Regions from separate parts of the Homo sapiens genome. Here region 2 is linked to region 1. Evidence: read pairs that join two places in POLR2A ChIA-PET (ENCODE). Cell type or tissue: OCI-LY7. All regions are shown on one strand. Each heading gives the region's core, and the rest is flanking DNA. Links, peaks and the distances in the headings are about the cores only. Region 1 has its middle 330 kb from the start of CT66. Region 2 has its middle 220 kb from the start of CT66.

The links. Peaks named below come from ENCODE experiments on the same cell type or tissue, not always from the same donor. Only the 100,000 strongest peaks of a DNase experiment are listed, where the experiment ranks them.
Region 2: POLR2A ChIA-PET joins it to region 1 with 5 read pairs; 2 of 35 experiments call an interaction of 5 or more read pairs at or near these places.

The regions. Positions count from the first base shown.
Region 1 is chr7:69,263,723-69,269,101 of GRCh38, forward strand. No RefSeq gene overlaps it. Among named protein-coding and RNA genes, the nearest start is that of CT66, 330 kb to the right of the region's middle. In OCI-LY7, for the core only: no CTCF peak of the experiment used is centred there; no DNase peak of the experiment used is centred there.
Region 2 is chr7:69,371,262-69,376,640 of GRCh38, forward strand. No RefSeq gene overlaps it. Among named protein-coding and RNA genes, the nearest start is that of CT66, 220 kb to the right of the region's middle. In OCI-LY7, for the core only: no CTCF peak of the experiment used is centred there; DNase peaks (open chromatin) are centred at 2,270 and 2,640; H3K27ac peaks cover 1,017 bases.

The DNA.
Region 1 (5,379 bases), core at 154-5,153:
GATGATTAAGTATTTAGATGGATGGATGATGAAAGGGTGGATGAATTGATGGATTGGGTGGTTAGATGGATGGATGAATGGATGGATGGATGGATGGTTAACTAGTTAGATAGATGGATGAATTGATGATTGGGTGGTTGGATGGATGGATGGATGGTTAAGTAGTTGGATGGATAATGAATGGATGGATGGATTGATGATCAGGTGGTTAGATGGATGGATGATGTATGAATGAATGCATAGGTGGGTTGGTGGGTGGGTGGGTGGTTAGATGGATAGATGAATGATGAATGGAAGGATGGATAGATGAGTGAATAGATGCTGACCTCATAAAGGCTTCATCTTAGCCCTTTCTTTACACTTTCCCTAAACATTTTTACCCCTCCATATTCAACTATTATCTCAGGGTTGATGATCCCCAAATCTGTATCTCCCAGTCCACTTCACTTCTGCCCATGTGGATGGATGTATTCAACTGTCTTCTGGACATCTCTAATTAGATGCCTCACAGTGCATCAAAATCAAAGACTCATACTGAAATCTATTTCTCTTCTCAATTTCGTATCCAAATTAAGATTACCATTATGTACTCAGGTGCTAAGGCCAAGATTCTCGGCACCAACCTTCACTCTTTCCTTCCATTCATTACCAAGACCTGTTGATTCAATCCCAGATCTACATACACTCCTGTCCATCCACACCAACTTGCTTTATCATCACCCCCAACAACTCTCACCAGGAGCATGGTTAACAGTTCCACTGTCCTCTCCACCTCTAGGTGTGTACCATGTGCCCAATCCCCTTCACCCTCAAACTACATGGTGTTTCTTTAACCCAAATCTACATATATCAGCCCCCTGTAGAAGTCCCTTTGTGGCTCCCCACTGCCCATGAGGATGAAGTCTGAAGTCTTCAGCCTTTCATATCTGACCTCACCATCCCCCAAGTGCTTGCAGGTTCTCAAGTGTTCCATGCCTTAATGTATCCAACATCTTCTGCTCTCCTACTTTGTATGCAGGATTTATTTTAGGTGTGACCCCTGCAGGGATGCCTCCCCCCAATCCCTCATTTCTCACTCCGGTCTAGATTAGGGACCTCTTCTACCTGCTTCCATCAAACTTGGTTTCTCTTTTATTGCACCCAGGGCATGCAACTTTTTTTGCCTTTGTGCGTATCTGTGAGCTCTCTGAAGGCAATGACAGAGTCCCAAACATCTCTAAATCCTCAATGTTGAGAATAGCACGGACACAGAAAAGGCATTCAAATGTGTGTAGATTGATGGGTTGGAAACTTGTGGGAGTATAACATGTATTTTGGAAAACCTAATAAGGGCTCCAGGCATTTTTGACAGGATAGAGTGATGAACTGGGTTTAACAAGATAAAATTTAATTGGAACAAATGTAAGGTTCTGCCCTTGGGTCCAAAAGGCACAGGTGTGGGAAGAGGGAGCTGCACGTGGTTGCAGTTTATATGAAAAACCTGGGGAGTTAGACTTGTCAGTAAGCTCAGCGTGGGTCAATAGTGTGATCTGACTGCCAAAACAATTAACACAATCTTAGCTTGCGCTGAATGTGTAGTTTCCAGAATGAGAGAAGTGATACATGCAGGGCAATCAGGCCATACTATAGATCTGGGTTCGTTCAGAGCTTCACACTTTAGGAGTCAGACAGTAATACGTGCTGAGAAAAAATACCAGGTGGTAAGAAGACATCAGATCAAGTCTAATGAAAAACACGCGGAGGACCAGATCTGCTTAGCCTTCAGAAGCCTATCTATGCTTAGGTTTAGGTCCATGCTAGCTATCTTCAAACATCCAAGGATGTATAGCCAATTTTAAGGAATTATTTTCTAACCAAGAAGACTGTCCAAAATGTGGACAGGTAGAAAATCTCTTGCCAATGGTGATATCTCAAAGTATGACAGAATTGTCCTTTCAAAAACATGTTGTGACATCACACACACATACACGTACTCACAATTTCCACATGCTACACACCCTGCCCCACCCTTACCTGCTCAACCCCTACCCAAACTTCTGCTTAAAACCCTTCTAAGGCTGTACTGGACTTTTTTTTTTTTTTTTTTTGAGACAGAGTGTCACTCTGTCACCTAGGCTGGAGTGCAGTGATGTGATCTCAGCTCACTGCAACCTCCGCCTCCCAAGTTCAAGCCATTCCCCTACTTCAGCCTCCCAAGTAGCTGGGACTACAGGTGTATGCCACCACGCCTGGTTAATTTTTGTATTTTTAGTAGAGACAGGGTTTCACCATGTTAGCCAGGCTGGTCCTGAACTGCTGACTTCAAGTGATTTGCCTGCCTCGGCCTCCCAAAGTGCTGGGATCACAGGCATGAGCCACTGTGCCCGGCCCACCCCAAGATTTTTTTTTTTTTTTTTTTTTTTTTTTTTTTTAGAGATAGGGTCTTGCCAGGTGCGGTGGCTCATGCCTGTAATCCCAGCACTTTGGGAGGCTGATGCGGGCAGATCACGAGGTCAGGAGATTGAGACCAGCCTGGCTAACACGGTGAAACCCCATCTCTACTAAAAATACAAAAAAAAAATTAGCCGGGCATGGTGGTGGGCTCCTGTAGTCCCAGCTGCTGGGGAGGCTGAGGCAGGAGAATGGCGTGATCCCGGGAGGCAGAGCTTGCAGTGAGCCGAGATCGCACCACTGCACTCCAGCTTGGGCAACAGAGTGAGACTCCGTCTCAAAAAAAAAAAAAAAAAAGAGAGAGAGAGAGATGGGGGTTTCATGCTGGGTGCAGCGGCTCACACCTGTAATCCCAGCACTTTGGGAGGCTGAGGGAAGTGGATCGCCTGAGGTCAGGAGTTTGAGACCAGCCTGGCCAACATGGTGAAACCCCATCTCTACTAATAATATAAAAATAAGCCAGGCATGGTGGTACACGCCTGTAATCCCAGCTACTTGGGAGGCTGAGGCAGGAGAATCGCTTGAACCTGGGATGCAGAGGTTGCAATGAGCCAAGATTGTGCCATTGCACTCCAGCCTGGGCAACAAGAGCGACACTCCATCTCCAGAAAAAAAAGAGATGGGGTCTCACTCTGTTGCTGAGGATGGTGTGCAGTGAAGCTATTAATATCATTGCTCACTGCAGCTTCCAGCTGCTGGGTTCAAGTGATCCTCCCACCTCAGCTCCAAGTAGCAGGGACTACAGGTGTGCATCATCAAGCTGGGCTAATTTTTAAATATTTTGTAGAAATGGGATCTTACTATGCTGCCCAGGCTAGCCTCAAACTTCTGACCTCAAGGGATTTCTGCCTCAGCCTCCCAGAGTGCTGGGATTACAGGAGTGAGCCACCATGCCCGGCTTATATTGGACTTTGTAATGTGCTTCCCCATATTTGCCTCACTGGTTGACAAGCTGCTTGCTAAATGGATAGCTCTGGTTGTGCTTGTCTTCTCTGCTGTGAGGACCCTCTCAGGCATGGCCTCCATTGCACCTGCCAGACCAGTTCTCAAGCCAGCCCAACCTGACCTTGACCATGGAGTCTCTGTCTCCTCTCACCTTTTCCAGACTCAGAGATAGCACTGTGCCTCACTCCAGCTATGACTTCCCCAGGGGTCCCCTGGAGGGGTCTTTGGTGACACAGCCCAGGAGTGCTAGAGAGTTGAATTAGTCCATTTTCATGCTGCTGATAAAGACATACCTGAGACTGAGTAATTTACAAAGAAAAAGAGATTTAATGGACTCACAGTTCCATGTGGCTGGGGAGGCCTCACAATCATGGCAGAAGGCAAAAGGCATGTCTTACATGGCGGCAGGCATGGGAGAAAAATGAGAGCCACGCAAAAGGGTTTTTTTCTTATAAAACCAGCAGAACTTGTGAGACTTAATCACTACCATGAGAAGAATATGGGGTAAACTGCCCCCATGATTTAATTATATCCCACTGGATCCCTCCCACAACATGTGGGAATTCTGACAGCTACAATTTGAGATGAGATTTGGGTGGGGACACAGCCAAACCATATCGAGAGTTATCACCCTGTGAGGTCTACCCTGACCAAAGAGGGACAAGAGGTACAAAAAAGCCAGCACATGAATTTACCCTCTCACTCCTTGGTGGACCACTCTGTGCACCACAAATTATGGTCCATATGGCCCAACCATGCAACCCATAAAGCTGTGGTCAGCTCCCTATTGCACCATTTTGTTTTGTTTTGTTTTCTTTTTTTTTTTTTTTGGTAGGGGGGCGGCGGGGGGACAGGGTCCTGCTCTGTAGCCCAGGCTGGAGTGCAATGATATGATCACAGCTCACGGCAGCCTTGACTTCCTGGGCTCAAGCAGTCTTCCCACCTCATCCTCCTGAGTAGCTGGGACTACAGGTATGCGCCACCGTGACTGGCTAATTTTTACATTTTTGTAGAGAAAGAGTCTCTCTATGTTGCCCAGACTGGTCTTGAACTCCTGGCCTCAAATGATCCTCCCACCTCAGTCTCCTGAAGTGCTGGGATTACAGGTCTGAGCCACTGCACCTAGCTTAATGCTTTGTATTTGCTTTTTCTCCTTCTTTTTGACTCTCTCTCTCTTGCTGCTCTGGAATTGTATCTCCTCCCTTCTAATAAAACGTTAGCCTATTTAAAAAAACACCCTTCTAAGGCCCCCCAACATCCTTAGGACACAAAACCACAGTCTTCATGCAGCTTCTAAGGCTCTGCCCATTCTAGCCTCTGTCCCTCTCTATCCTCTCTCCTTGCTTCATCTGCCCCTATAGAAACCTCTCACCAGACTCTTCTGCCTTGAGACTCTCGCCCAGGCCGTGCCTCTGCCTGGAATCCTCTCTTCCCTCCCTTCTATGTGTGTTTTTGTTTTGTTTTGTTTTGTTTTGTGTTTTTTGAGATGGAGTCTCACTCTGTTGCCCAGGCTGGAGTGCAGTGGTGCGATCTTGGCTCGCTGCAACCTCCACCTCCCAGGTTCAAGCGATTCTCCTGCCTCAGCCTCCCGAGTAGATGGGATTACAGGTGCCCACCACCAGGCCAGGCTAATTTTTTTGACTCGCCCCTGGTTCCTCATTGTATTATTTAAGTTCTGGCCTTCCAGTCTCCACCTCTCAAGATGGAACATTCTCTCAAATCCTCACATGTGGTCATCCCTGCATGCTGACATCTGTTGAGGAGGCCCTGTCATTGTCTCTGCTCTCAGATATGGCATGGTATCAGTTAGGATTGTGTTCCACTGCAAATAATTGTTGTCCTGACTTACAGTGAGTTAAACCCGTGGTTCTCAATGTCTGGTCCCCAGATTGACAGCATCAGTATCACCTGGGTACTTGTTAGAAGTGAACATTCTCGGCCAGGCACGGTGGCTCACGCCTGTAATCCCAGCACTTTGGGAGGCCAAGGCGGGAAGATCACTTT
Region 2 (5,379 bases), core at 63-5,062, 110 kb after region 1:
GAGATCTTGCTACTGCACTCCCGCCTGGGCAACAGAACAAGACTCTGTCTCAAAAAAAAATAAAGGATATCTCATTTTAGTTTTCATTTTCATTTCTATTGTAAGTGCAGAACATTCTTGAATGGGATTAAAGAGCCGTTTTGCTAAAAGCCTGTTTACTGCTACCAAACACAATCTCTTTAAAAGACAAGGACTGCAGACTCTCCAGAAAAAAAAAAAAAAAAAACACCATGCAACAGCAGGCAGTATCAATCTGTTCTGAACCACCACTGTGAAGCAATTGACTGTGCTTTCCACCTATAACCTGAGGATTCAAAAGCTGCTTTCTGGACCACAGCGGAGAAATCTCAGAGGAGAACAAAACCAACATTTGAGTGCTTGCTATACACCAGGCACCAAGCTCTCCAGGGATTCTCGTTCAATCCTCCTAACATGTTTAATCCAGGAGGCTCTGAGAGGTTAAGTGCCTGCTCAAGCTCACATAAACAGGAAATGGCAGAGGAGGACTTGAACCCAGCCCTAGACCCAGGTGTTTGTGCACTACACCACACAAAAGCTACGTGCGTGGGATGATATCATAGCTCACTCTGGAAGGCTCACTGGATGCCTCCTGCGATGCTGAGATGGTTAATGTCCATTCAGCTGCATCCTGAGATTCATCGGCTAAGTGGCCATCTCTGGAATTTAGTCATGACCTTCTAAGTAGAAGTATACTACAGGATTGCCCATCTATGGAGCCCAAATGAATATAGGCCTCAAGATTTCTTATGATGTCAGCTTCCCTTAAGACACACCCATCACATAAGATTCAACATTGCATTAACTTGTACAATTATTGAAGACACGCTTGTCACAAGCACCTAGAACTGTTCAGAGATTTAAATATTGTTGTCAGGCGTGGTGGCTCATGCCTGTAATCCTAACACTTTGGGAGGCTGAGGCAGAAGAGGGGCTTGAGTCCAGGAGTTCCAGACCAGCCTGAGCAACACAGCAAAACCTTGTCTCTACAAAAAATAAAATTAGCTGGGCTTTGAGGTACATGCCTGGAGTCCCAGCTAGTTAGGAGGCTGAGGCAGGAGGATTGCTTGAGCCCAGGAATTGGAGGCTGCACTGGGCTATGATGGCACCATTGCACTCCAGCCTGGGCAACGAAGAGAGACTTGTCTCTAAATAAATAAATGAATACAGTTAGTAAGACCCAAAAAAAGGGCTAGGAATTGGTGCACCCAGTGTCTGGGTAATAGAGATTTGTTCAGGCAAACCAATCTACTCCCATGGTATGAGGAAGTAAAGGGTCAGTAAGAGGAAATGTTGTCTTTGTTTTTTGAGACTGCGTCTTACTCTGTCACCCAGGCTGGAGTGCAGTGGCGCGATCTTGGCTCACTGCGACCTCTGCCTCCTGGGTTCAAGCAATTCTTCTGTCTCAGCCTCCCTAGTAGCTGGCATTACAGATGCCCACCACCAAAACCAGCTAATTTTTGTATTTTTAGTAGAGATTGGGTTTCACCATGTTGACCAGGCTGGTCTCAAGCTCTTGACCTCAAGTGATCCGCTGGCCTTGGCCTCCCAAAATACTGGGATTACAGGCATGAGCCACTGTGCTCGGCCGGAAACATTGTCTTGAGGGAACATATCTTTCAAAAATGTTATTAAAGTAAGCCCTAGCTGGCAAAGTGGCTCATACCTGTAATCTTAGCACTTTGGGAGGCCAAGGTGGGAGGACTGCTTGAGCCCAGAGGTTTGAGGCCAGCCTGGGCAATATAGTGAGCCCCCATGTCTACAAAAAAGTTTTTTTTTTAATTAGCCAGGTGTGGTGATGTGCGCCTGTAGTCCCAGCTACTTGGGAGGCCAGGGTGGGAGGATGGCTTGAGCTCAGGAGTTTGAGGCTGTGGTGAGCTATGATTGCACCACTGCATTCCAGCCTTAGTGGCAGAGGAAGTCCCTGTCTCTTACATGAAGAAAAAAGAAGGGAAGAAGAAAGAAGAAAGAAGAAGGAGGAGGAGGAGAAGAAGAAGAAGGAGAAGAGGTAGAAGAAGGAGAAGAAGGAGGAAGAGGAGGAGGAAGAGGAAGTGAGGAGGGAGGGGGGAGGAAAAGGAGAAGAACAAGAGGAGGAGGAAGAGGAGGAAGAAAGAAGAAGAGGAAGAAGAAGGAGGAGGAGTAGGAGGAGGAGAAGATTGTAGAGGAAGTAAATGCCAAAGGTCAGGTGAGTACAGACTCAAAGTCAGGTCAACATTTCTGCTTGAGCCCAGGAAGTCGAGGCTGCAGTGCACCATTGCACTCCAGCCTGAGCAACAGAGCAAGACCTTATCTCTCAAACTAACATAAAGTGAACTTCCAAGCAACCCTCCTCCTCACATGTGGTGCTACCTACAGCAGAGCTACTCAGGGTGTGGTGTGAGAACCCTTTGCTACTGAGCCACAAGATAATCACAGAAATCAGGAATAAGCATTTAGAAACTTTTATAGCAGTTTGGCAGAGTAATTTTATGCCTGTTGAATCTGATAATGAAAAAATGGGGGCTTGTAAAAATTTTTTATTAAAGCCATTAAAATGAAGAAGTGTTTTAACACGTGACAAGTGCTCACACCACAGGGGTTGTAATGACTCAGGATAAGGAAGCTCAGGCATCTATTGCATGATGAAGAATTTCCGGGGCCTCTATGTGCCAAGCCATGCACGGCACAAAGCACCTTCGCAGTGGATTGGCACTGCCATCTGCCACATTTTCTCTGAAAAACGTCTTTGGCAAATGTGGAACTACCATCTCACAACTGTTGCTATGGGAGGTTGTACTAAAAATGTGCAAAATGGGTTTTTTGGATAGAAACTTCGTTCATCATCTCAAGAAGGGGCAGAGTCTCTGAGAAAATAATTGAAGATTTATGTCACATACTCCAGAAATCTGTATCCAAAACATCGGAGCGGCCAAATTCCAGAGAGCTGTCAAGAATTCCTAAGGATATGCTAAGTGAAATAAACCAGACACAAAAGGCCAGGATTGTATAATTCTGCATGCAGAGCCCAGGATAGCGGGGAACATAGGGAGCAAATGTTTACTGCATACAGAGTTTCTGTTTGGGACGATGAAAAAGAACTGGAAATGGATAATGGTAACAGTTGCACAACATTGCACATGTATTAAATGCACTTAAAATGCTTAAAATAGCAAATCTGTATGTATACTTTACCACAATGAATAACTAAATAAGAATTCGCGAGGTATTTTCTGAGAACTCATTGCTTATTAAAAAGAGGGCCGAGTGCAGTGGCTTACACCTGTAATCGCAGCACTTTGGGAGGCTGAGGCAGGAGGCTTACTTGAGCCCAGGAGTTCGAGCCCACTCTGGGCAACAAAGCAAGACTCCCGTTTCTACAAAAAAAATTAAAAATTAGCTAGGCATGATGGCACACATCTGCAGTCCCAACTACACCAGAGGCTGAGGTGAGAGAATCGCTTGAGCTTGGGAAGTCGAGACTGCAGTGAGCCATGTTCACACCACTGCACTCCAGTCTGGATGACAGAGCAAGACCCTGTCTCCAAAAAAAAAAAAAAAAAAAAAAAAAGAGAGACCAGGTGCAGGGCTCACACCTGTAATCCCAACACTTTGGGAAGACAAGGCAGGCGCGCAACCTTGAGGCCAGGAGTTCAAGACTAGCCTGGGCAATATAGCAAGACCTCATCTCTACAAAAAAATTAATTAGGGAATTAGGGATGCTGGCATGTATCTGTACTCCCAGATACTCAGGAGGCTGAGGCAGGATTGCTTGAGCCCAGGAGTTAGAGGCTGCAGTGAGCTATGATCGTGCCACTGCACTCTCAGCCTGGGTAAGAGCAAGATCCTGTCTTTAAAAAATAAAAAAAAAACCCAAATTTTCTTAATCCAGTCTATCGTTGTTGGACATTTGGGTTGGTGCCAAGTCTTTGCTATTGTGAATAGTGCCGCAATAAACATATGTGTGCATGTGTCTTTATAGCGGCATGATTTATAATCCTTTGGGTATATACCCAGTAATGGGATGGCTGGGTCAAATGGTATTTCTAGCTCTAGATCCCTGAAGAATTGCCACACTGACTTCCACAATGGTTGAACCAGTTTACAGTCCCACCAGCAGTGTAAAAGTGTTCCTATTTCTCCACATCCTCTCCAGCACCTGCTGTTTCCTGACTTTTTAATGATTGCCATTCTAACTGGTGTGAGATGGTATCTCATTTGGTTTTGATTTGCATTTCTCTGATGGCCAGTGATGACGAGCATTTTTTCATGTGTTTTTTGGCTGCATAAATGTCTTCTTTTGAGAAGTGTCTGTTCATATCCTTCGCCTACTTTTCGATGGGGTTGTTTGTTTTTTTCTTGTAAATTTGTTTGAGTTCATTGTAGATTCTGGATATTAGCCCTTTGTCAGATAAGTAGGTTGCAAAAATTTTCTCCCATTCTGTAGGTTTCCTGTTCACTCTGATGGTAGTTTCTTTTGCTGTGCAGAAGCTCTTTAGTTTAATTAGATCCCATTTGTCAATTTTGGCTTTTGTTGCCATTGCTTCTGGTGTTTTAGACATGAAGTCCTTGCCCATGCCTATGTCCTGAATGGTACTGCCTAGGTTTTCTTCTAGGGTTTTTATGGTTTTAGGTCTAACATGTAAGTCTTTAATCCATCTTGAATTAATTTTTGTATAAGGTGTAAGGAAGGGATCCAGTTTCAGCTTTCTACCTATGGCTAGCCAGTTTTCCCAGCACCATTTATTAAATAAGGAGTCCTTTCCCCATTGCTTGTTTTTGTCAGGTTTGTCAAAGATCAGATAGTTGTAGATATGTGGCATTATTTCTGAGGGCTCTGTTCTTTTCCATTGGTCTATATCTCTGTTTTGGGCACATATACACCATGGAATACTATGCAGCCATAAAAAATGATGAGTTCATGCCCTTTGTAGGGACATGGATGAAGCTGGAAACCATCATTCTCAGCAAACTATCGCAAGGACAAAAAACCAAACACTGCATGTTCTCACTCATAGGTGGGAATTGAACAATGAGATCACATGAACACAGGAAGAGGAACATCACACACCAGGGACTGTTGTGGGGTGGGGGGAGCGGGGAGGGATAGCATTAGGAGATATACCTAATGCTAAATGACAAGTTAATGGGTGCAGCACACCAACATGACACATGTATACATATGTAACAAACCTGCACGTTGTGCACATGTACCCTAAAACTTAAAGTATAATAATAATAAAAATTAAAAAAAAAAACCCACACGGGTCATCCTGTCTGGATCTAGTTACTGTACTTGTAAACCAGAAATATACCTTTTGCTCATGGGGAAAAACCATGGGGTAAAGAAAGCAGATTGTTTCAAACTTAAAAAACAAAAAAAGC